Regions from separate parts of the Homo sapiens genome. Here region 2 is linked to region 1. The links are chromatin loops, found by intact Hi-C in ENCODE. Cell type or tissue: pancreas. All regions are shown on one strand. Each heading gives the region's core, and the rest is flanking DNA. Links, peaks and the distances in the headings are about the cores only. Region 1 overlaps ZDHHC11B (zDHHC palmitoyltransferase 11B (putative)). Region 2 has its middle 12 kb from the start of TPPP.

Evidence for each region. Hi-C counts contacts between places; a loop is a spot of excess contacts. Peaks named below come from ENCODE experiments on the same cell type or tissue, not always from the same donor. Only the 100,000 strongest peaks of a DNase experiment are listed, where the experiment ranks them.
Region 2: a loop joins it to region 1, with 2.0 times the contacts of the local background. A loop is called at or near these places in 9 of 110 quality-filtered maps.

What each region holds. Positions count from the first base shown.
Region 1 is chr5:757,047-761,422 of GRCh38, reverse strand. The region is part of intron 4 of ZDHHC11B (zDHHC palmitoyltransferase 11B (putative)); the gene reads left to right. Among named protein-coding and RNA genes, the nearest start is that of ZDHHC11B, 25 kb to the left of the region's middle. RefSeq lists enhancers at 1,340-2,183, 2,184-3,027. In pancreas, for the core only: no CTCF peak of the experiment used is centred there; DNase peaks (open chromatin) are centred at 1,372, 2,112, 2,992, 3,272 and 2 weaker places; H3K27ac peaks cover 921 bases.
Region 2 is chr5:703,073-707,448 of GRCh38, reverse strand. No RefSeq gene overlaps it. Among named protein-coding and RNA genes, the nearest start is that of TPPP, 12 kb to the right of the region's middle. In pancreas, for the core only: no CTCF peak of the experiment used is centred there; no DNase peak of the experiment used is centred there.

The DNA of each region.
Region 1 (4,376 bases), core at 104-4,103:
CCCATACCCCCAAAGCCTGGGTCCTAGATGGCCTCCCCCACCTCCAGGGCCCAGAAATCCACAGACCCACAGAGCTGCATGGCAGCCCCATTGGCCCCGGGTGTCCTGCAGTGAGGGATGAGGATGTCACTAAAGCCCACAGTCACTAACCCTGTGCTGCACGGCCCACCTCCCTGCTCTAGCACATGCCCTCCAGACACGGGTGTCCTCCTGTATTGCACCTTCATGGCAGGTGAGAAGACAGGCTGTGATCGGACCGTGGTCAAGGCAGTCCACGCCAACATTCTCCAACAGCCCCCAGATGTGCTTGACAGGATTTTTTAATCCAGAATCCGGCCGAGGTTCTGGGCATGTTGCGACGGAGTCTCTTGGTGTGTTTAGGTCAGCACAGCGCCCGCCTGCCTTTTCCTGGCAGCTGCTGGTATCTCCTTGACCACAGCATCATGGCATATCCAGACCAGTGTCTTGCTCCACCACCTGGGGGTCTGTGTGGTTGAAGCTGAGCAGTTTCAGAAGAACGCTGCACAGGTGGTGGTGGCCTGTCCCGCTGCACTGTCAGGAGGCCCTGTAGGTGGGGACGCAGCGGTTCCTTGGGAGGGTGGGCCGGGTCACTGCCCCTGCCAGTCCGGAGTGGTGCACATGTGGACTCTGAGTCTCAGGCATATCGCTTTCTGTTGCAATCCTCATCTGAATCACAGTTACGCTAGGGGTGTAAAATGCTGTGTTTGCATCTGCGATTCCACCGCAGGGCCCAGTGCATGCTCTGCAGAGGAAGGTGCCCTCCCCTGCTGCTTTGGCCACCATCTGTCTCTCTCCCTCAGCATCACCAGGTGGCCGCGGCGTGTCCTGGGGCTGCCATCACAAAGCACCAAAAACCGGGTGCCTGCAACAGCAGACATATCTGGTCTCACAGTTCTGGGGCCCGGGGTCTGGAATCGGGTGCTGGCTGCACACTGCTCCCCCTGAAGCTGCTGGAGGGGATGGTTCTGGCCGCTCTCTGTGGCTCGTCTTCTCGTGTTCACACCGTCTTTTCTCTGCGTGTGTCTGCTGCCGTTGGGTTCCCGTTTTTGTAAAGATGCCAGTCATTGGAGTAGGGCCTACCCGAAAAGACCTTGCCCTGACAGGATTATCTGCAAAGACCCTATTTCCAAGCGAGGTCACATCCACGGGTGCTGCGGGTTAGGGCTTGGACCTATGTGGGGGATCGAGTCGACCCTCCACACCTGGCTGTTTCCTTATGTGCTGTTAGAATCCCTTCTCTCCACTCTTCCTTTGGCCCGTGGCTCGGCCACGCGTGCCTCTGAGCTGTCACCTGCTCTCTGGTAGGTGAACCCTCTGTGGCTCCCCTGTACCCCCCACTCCACACCTGGATCTCCATTTCTAAAGGAGCACTTGGTGCCCCAGCCCTTGTCCATGCTGCCCCTCCCGCTGGCCGGCGCTGGGCTCAGGACGGCATCCCCGGCTGCACTCCCCATGCCTGCACCTCAGCGACCCCCTCGGGCCCCTTGGCCAGCAGCATGTGGCTTTGCATTGTGGCGGCTGGAGGGTGCCTGTGCTATCCGGCACCTGCAGGGACCCGGGCGGCTCTGGGAAGTGACCTCCCAGGCCCAGTGGCTGCAGCCCCTGACCCCAAGGGAGGTCAGGTGCAGGGTAAGGGATGCTGTGTTGTGGAAAGTGGGGAAGAATTGGAATAAAGACCCCAGGTTAGGCGGACGTTTGAGTGCCAGGCTTGGCCAACCGTCCAGCGGCCGCGTGTATGGGCCCTTCCAGAGCATGCCTCAGTGCCCGCGTGCCCGCGTCTGTTCTTCTGCAAAGGGAAACAGGCTCCGCCGCCACCACAGCGTCTGTAGGGCCTGTTGTGTGGAATGGATTGGAATCTGTAACTCTGTTTAATCTGGAGAAATCTCTTCCCAGCAAAGCTCCTTGCTGTGGCCCAGGGCAGCACGAGCTCGGTAGCTGCAGTGGAAGATTCACCAGCATGGAGTGGCGCGGCGCCTTCAGTGGCACGTGTCAGCTTTGAACCCCGCAGGGATTGATAAGACGACAAGACGTGACCGCACCGGGCCCCAGGAGTAGGGGCTGTGGGCTCGCTCTCCACCTCCTCTCTTTTCCTGCCTGCAGAACAGGGCGGGGGAAAGGTTAGCAGTGTTAACAAAGGGCGCAGGGTGTGTGTTCTGGGCTGGCGCTGCGGCGCCGTTTATTTACAAAATACAGATTGTTGCTAGGGGAGGTTCCAGCATAGCTACGGTTCTCAAGACAGCTTGAGACCGAAACTTCCAGAGGGCAGGCAGTTTGGGTGATGAAAGGGAGACACTTACTCTACTTCTTTTACTTTTTATTGCTCATTGGAACATAAAACACTACCGGCATAAAATTAAACGTGAAAGTAGAAGCAGAGAAAATTGAGAACACGGTGCTCCGTGTCATCTCTATCCCGGGGCTCCCCGCCAGCTCAGGAAGGGTTACCCGAGTGGGTGATGGGCAGAGTGGCTAGCTGGGTCAGTCTGGGCAAAACATAGCCAAATTAAGGTCACCAGCATCGTTCCTATGGGTGACGGATGTCCCAGGAGGACGACCCAAGCCCACCCGCAGAGCGCGGACCTCGCTGGCCAAAGTGCGGCCAATGGACAGCAGGGCACCCTAGTGTGCGGTGAAAGATTTGCTTCAACCTGGTTCCATGAAAAAAGCTTTGAGTCCCAGGGAGCTGTCCAGGTGAAGACACTGCCCTGGAATCTTGGTGGGGGGGAGTCCCTTGCCAGCTGAACCCTTGTTTCTGGGTGGACGCCTTCAGGGTGACTGCCTGGCCATGGCGCCTGCAGGTTTGGGGACTGGCTCGGGAATGGGCTCAGGCAGCTCCACGGGGTTTGCCTGGCAGGTTCAGGCTCAGGACAGCCCTGAGCTCCTCCACAGGGAAGTCAATGGGTCCCGGTTAGGGCCACACCATCCCCAGGCTGTCTCCTGGTGGCCCCCAGCAGCAGCACCGTCTCCCTGGCAGCGGGCTTCTTTGTGCGAAGCCCGGAGAATGTGAGGCTGCAGTCGGATGTGGCGACCAAGGGCCTGGGAGGGCATCCTCAGCCTGAGCTTCACCTGCTGCTCGTGCAGAGGCCCTGCCTGGCCCCACCCTCCCTGCCACTGGTTTCCAGTGAGGGAAGTGCTGCTCCAGCTCTGCAGAGGAAGGGGCTTCCCCTGGGCCACAGTGCAGCTTCCTGCCTCATCTCATTGTCCTCAGCTGCCACCGATAGCGTCCCAAGGCTCCAGACGAGCTCCCTGTTGCCCCGGTGACCACATAAATAGTGCAGTGTCCCCAGCTCAGCCTGCAGGGAGCGGGTACATGGGGACAACAGCCGGGATGCAGGCTCGGTCATGTCAGTGTCACCAGCTGGACAGTGAGCCCTGTGCCCGGCCCAGCTGACCCACACCCTTTACAGCCCCTGCAGCCTCAGTCCACTCCCAAGTCCGGTGGGGCCCCTGCAGACCTCTCCTCTACCATGGTGGGATTAGACTGGCCACTGCAAGTGTCTGACCAGTCCTGGCCCCCATGTGAGTCCCCCAGGGCCTGGCTGGCCCCGTTGCTGCACTGCCTAGCTCCCACCACACCCCGGCCTGGGCAGCAGCTCCCCAGTCCCATCCCCTTGGCATCCAGATCATTCTCGCCTGTCCTCCTTGCAGCCATGTCTGCACACACAGAGTCTCCTCCCCAGCTCACACACACCGGCACCCAGGGCCCGGGGCCACGTGAGTGCCTGGAAGATGCAGGGTGTGCGGTGCATCCTGCTGAGGGATTCGGCACCTGTGTCTGCATTTCAGTCGGAACCAGCTTCACACTCAGGCTTCCCATGCATTGCAGCACGCTTCTTACGGGACCCTCATCAGGGAAGGGCTGCTGCATAAAAACCCTAACCCCATGCCCCAAGGTGGTGCCAGGACGAGGCTGAGGGTGAGCCCAGCAGCAGTGAACCTGTCCCAACGTTGCCTGAGGGGGCTCCAGAGAGGGGCTCTGTCAGGAGGGACAGCAGCCCCCTGGCCTGGTGCAGGACCCGCCCTGCTGGCAGCCTTCTGCTAAAATCCCTACGTGGCTTTTTGCACATGGCCAGCACCTTCTTCCTCACCCCTGGGGCCAAGGAGGACAGCGCTGTGCGACACAGGCCGGCAGCCTGCGTTTCCATGCCAAGCTTAGGCCACACTGTGAGGGCCTCTGGGCTGCCCTGTGGAGATGGCTGTCAACCCTGAACTCATGGCTAGAAGGCGGTCCAGGAGCCAGGCAGGGTGACGGGAGGGCCCCGCACTCCACCCCTTCTATTTGGTTGCCATGGGGAGTCTGTGTTTGTCCCAGGGTGAGAGGAGGAGGGAGCCAGTATCTGAGGGCGGAAGCTGAC
Region 2 (4,376 bases), core at 182-4,181, 54 kb after region 1:
AATAAAAAGGAGCTCGAATGGGCTGTACCTTGTAGCAGTCCGAGGACAGGCCTGAATTCTGAGAAGGGAAAGTGGTAAAAATATTGTCCAGTCCTTTTTAAGTTGGTGGCTGAGCTTGGTGAGGTGTGTTTTTAAAAGACCTTTAGTCCGTTCTACTTTTCCTGAAGGCGGAGGACCGTAAGGGATATAAAGGTTTCACTGAATACTAAGAGCCTGAAAAACTGCTTGGCTGATTTGACTAATGAAGGCTGGTTTGTTATCAGACTGTATAGAGGTGGGAAGGCTAAACTGAGGAATTATGTCTGACAGAAGGGAAGAAATGACTGTGGTGGCCTTCTCAGACCCTGTAGGAAAGGCCTTATTCAGTGAAAGTGTCTACCTAGAGTAAGAGGTATTTTAGTTTCCTGACTCAGGGCATATTGAGTAAAGCTAATTTGCCAGTCCTGGGTGGTGGCAAATCCTCCAGCTTGATGTGTAGGGAAGGGAGGGGGCCTGAATAATCCCTGAGGAGTAGTAGAATAGCAGATAGAATAGCAGATGGAACACTGAGAAGTTATTTCCTTGAGGATAGATTCCACGATGGAAAGGAAATGAGAGGTTCTGAGAGGCGGGCTAGTGGCTTGTACTATAGCGTAGCCTGCCTTTGCTGGTGTGTGGCGATTAGGCCTGGTGGAACCACCATCAATAAATCAAGCGTGATCAGGGTGAGGAACAGGGAAGAAGGAAATATGGGGAAATGGGGTGAATATCAGGTGGATCAGAGAGATACAGTCATGGGGGTCAGGTGTGGTATCAGGAATAATGTGGGAGGCTGGATTGAAGTCCGGCCCAGGAACAATGCTAATTGTGGGACTTAAAGAGTGAGTACAGCTGAAGGAGCCGGGGAGCAGAAAGTATATGCATCAGGTATGAGGAAGAAAATAGATTTTGGAAGTTATGAGAAATGTAGAGAGTGAGTTGAGCATAGTTTGTGATTTTTGAGGGCCTCTAACAGTATTAAAGCAGCAGTAGCCACTGCACGCAGACCTGAGGGCTAGGCTAAAACAGTAAGTTCAAGTTGTTTGGACAGAAAGGCTACACGGTGTGGTCCTGGCTCTTGTGTAAGAATTCTGACCGCACTAACCACGCCTAGGAAGGAAAGGAGTTGTTCTTTTGTAAGAGATTGAGGTTTGGGAGATTAATCCGACACGATAAGCAGAGAGAGCACATGTGTTTTTATGAGAATTATGCTGAGATAGGTAACAGATGAGGTTGAAATTTGGGCTTGACTGAAGTAATGGGGACTGTCTCTGAAGCCTTGCGGCAGTACAGCCCAGGTAATTTGCTGAGTCTAATGGGTGTCAGGGTCAGTCTAAGTGAAGGCAAAGAGAGGCTGGGATGAAGGGTGCAAAGGAACAGTAAAGAAAGCATGTTTGAGATCCAGAACAGAATAATGGGTAGTAGAGGGAGGTATTGAGGATAGGAGAGTATATGGGTTTGGCACCACGGGGTGGATAGGAAAACAATTTGGTTGATAAGGTGCAGATTCTGAACTAACTTGTAAGCCTTGTCTGGTTTTAGGACAGGTAAAATGGGGGAATGGTAAGGAGAGTTTATAGGTTTTAGAAGCCCATGCTGTAGCAGGCGAGTGATAACAGGCTTTAATCCTTTTAAAGCGTGCTGTGGGATGGGATATTGGCGTTGAGTGGGGTAAGGGTGATTAGGTTTTAATGGGATGGTAATGGGCATGTGATCAGTTGCCAGGGAAGGAGTAGAGATGTCCCATACTTGTGGGTTAAGGTGGGGGGATACGAGAGGAAGACGCGAAGGAGGCTTTGGATTGGGAAGAAGGGTGGCAATGAGATGTGGCTGTAGTCCAGGAATAGTCAGGGAAGCAGATAATTTAGTTAAAGTGTCTCAGCCTAATAAGGGAACTGGGCAGGTGGGGATAACTAAAAAAGAGTGCATAAAACAGTGTTGTCTAAGTTGGCACCAGAGTTGGGGAGTTTTAAGAGGTTTAGAAGCCTGGCCATCAATACCCATAACAGTTATGGAGGCAAGGGAAACAGGCCCTTGAAAAGAAGGTAATATAGAGTGGGTAGCCTCCGTATTGATTAAGAAGGGGACAGACTTACCTTCCACTGTGAGAGTTACCTGAAGCTCGGCATCCGTGATGGTCTACGGCGCTTCCGAGGCGATTGGGCAGCGTCAGTCTTCAGCCACTAAGCTAAGAAGATCTGGGAAGGAATCAGAGAGCCTTGGGCCAGAGTTCCAGGGGCTCTGGAAGTGGCTACCAGGTGAGTTGAACAGTCCGATTTTCAGTGGGGTCCCGCACAGACGGGACACAGCTTAGGAGGAATCCTGGGCTGTCGGCATTCCTTGGCTTGGTGGCCAGATTTTTGGCACTTGTAGCAAGCTCCTGGGGAGGAGGTTCTGGAGGAACGCCTGGCAGCTGCGGTTCAGGTGTTTGGAAGTTCTTGTGTGCTGGAGATGTGGCTGGGGTTTGTCTCACAGTGGAGACAAGGAATTGCAACTTTTTTCTATTATTGTACATCTTGAAGGCGAGGTTAATTAAATCCTGTTGTGGGGTTTGAGGGCTGGAATTTAATTTTTGGAGTTTTATTTAATGTTGGGAGCAGATTGGGTAATAAAATGTATTTTGAGAATAAGACAGCCTTTTGACCTTTTAGGGTCTAGGGCTGTAAAGTGTCTCAGGGTTGCTGCCGAACGAGCCATGAACTGGGCTGGGTTTTTATATTTGATGAAAAAGAGCCTAAACGCTATCTGATTTGGGATAAAGAAAAAGGAGCATTAACCTTGACTATGCCTTTAGCTCCAGCCACCTTTTTAAGAGTAAATTGCTGGGCAGGTGGGGAAGAGCTAGTCACGGAACTAAACTGTAAGCCGGACCAGGTGTGAGGAGGGGAGGTGATAGAAGGATTATAGGGTGGAGGAGTGGAGGCTGAGGAAGAATTGGGACTTAGCTCAGCCTGCTGATGAGCAGCCTGGGGAGGAGGGGAAAGGTCAGATGGGTCTGTAGAAAAGGAAGACTGGAAAGACTCAGCGACACTTGGGGTTGAGACTGAGGGGACAGGCGGGAGGGAAAGAAGGAGGATCTGGGAGGAATCGCATTGGGAACAGAGGCTAGGGAGGGAATGAAGTGTGAAAAATGCCTGGACATAAGGCACCTCAGACCATTTGCCCATTTTTTGACAAAAATTATTTAGGTCTTGTAGGATGGAGAAATTGAAAGTGCTGTTTTCTGGCCATTTAGAGCCATTGTCAAGTTTGTATTGGGGCCAAGCAGTGTTGCAGAAGAAAATAAGGCATTTAGGTTTTAGGTCAGGTGTGAGTTGAAGAGGTTTTAAGTTCTTGAGGACACAGGCTAAGGGAGAAGAAGGAGGAATGGAGGGTGGAAGGTTGCCCATAGTGAAGGAGGCAAACCCAGAGAAAAGAGAGTGTAGAGACATGGAGGGAAGGGGTTTGGGGTTCTTACCCTCCAGAAAAGTGGGAAGGGGGGTTGGGGCACAGAAATAAGGGATTGGGGCACAGAGATAAGAGGTCGGGGTGTGGAAATAAGGGATTGGGGGTTCTTGCCCCCTAGAAAAGCGGGACTTGCCGCTAAGCGTGAAGGAGAAGGGGTTGAGGGGTACTTGCCCCTCCCCCAGAAAAGCGGGACTTGCCGCTGAGGGTGAAGGAGAAGGGGTTGAGGGGTACTTGCCCCTCTCCCAGAAAAGCAGAGAAGGGATAGAGACAAGGAGAGAAGGGGTTGGGGTACTTGCCCTTTCCCCAGAAAAGCAGAGAAGGGGTAGAGACAAGGAGAGAAGGGGTTGGGGTACTTGCCCTTTCCCCAGAAAAGCAGAGAAGGGGTAGAGACAAGGAGAGAAGGGGTTGGGGTACTTGCCCCTCCCCCAGAAAAGCGGGACTTGCCGCTGAGGGTGAAGGAGAAGGGGTTGAGGGGTACTTGCCCCTCTCCCAGAAAAGCAGAGAAGGGATAGAGACAAGGAGAGAAGGGGTTGGGGTACTTGCCCTTTCCCCAGAAAAGCAGAGAAGGGATAGAGACAAGGAGAGAAGGGGTTGCGGTACTTGCCCTTTCCCCAGAAAAGCGGGACTTGCTGCTAAGGGTGAAGGACCAAGGCAGGCGTCCCTGCGTGGTCTGACACCCTTGAAACGTGGGTGAATAATCAGAGAGGCGTCCCTGCAGTGATTAAACACCAAGGGAAGGCTGCCTTCCCAGTCTGTGACCGGCACCACAGTTTTGGGTCCACGTATAAAACGTGTCTCCTTTGTCTCTACCAGAAAATGAAAGGAATTAAAATTAAGAGAAGGGAGAGATTGAAGTGTGGCGCCAAGATTGAAAGGAGAAAGAGGTTGAGGGATAGTGAGGGAAGTTGGAG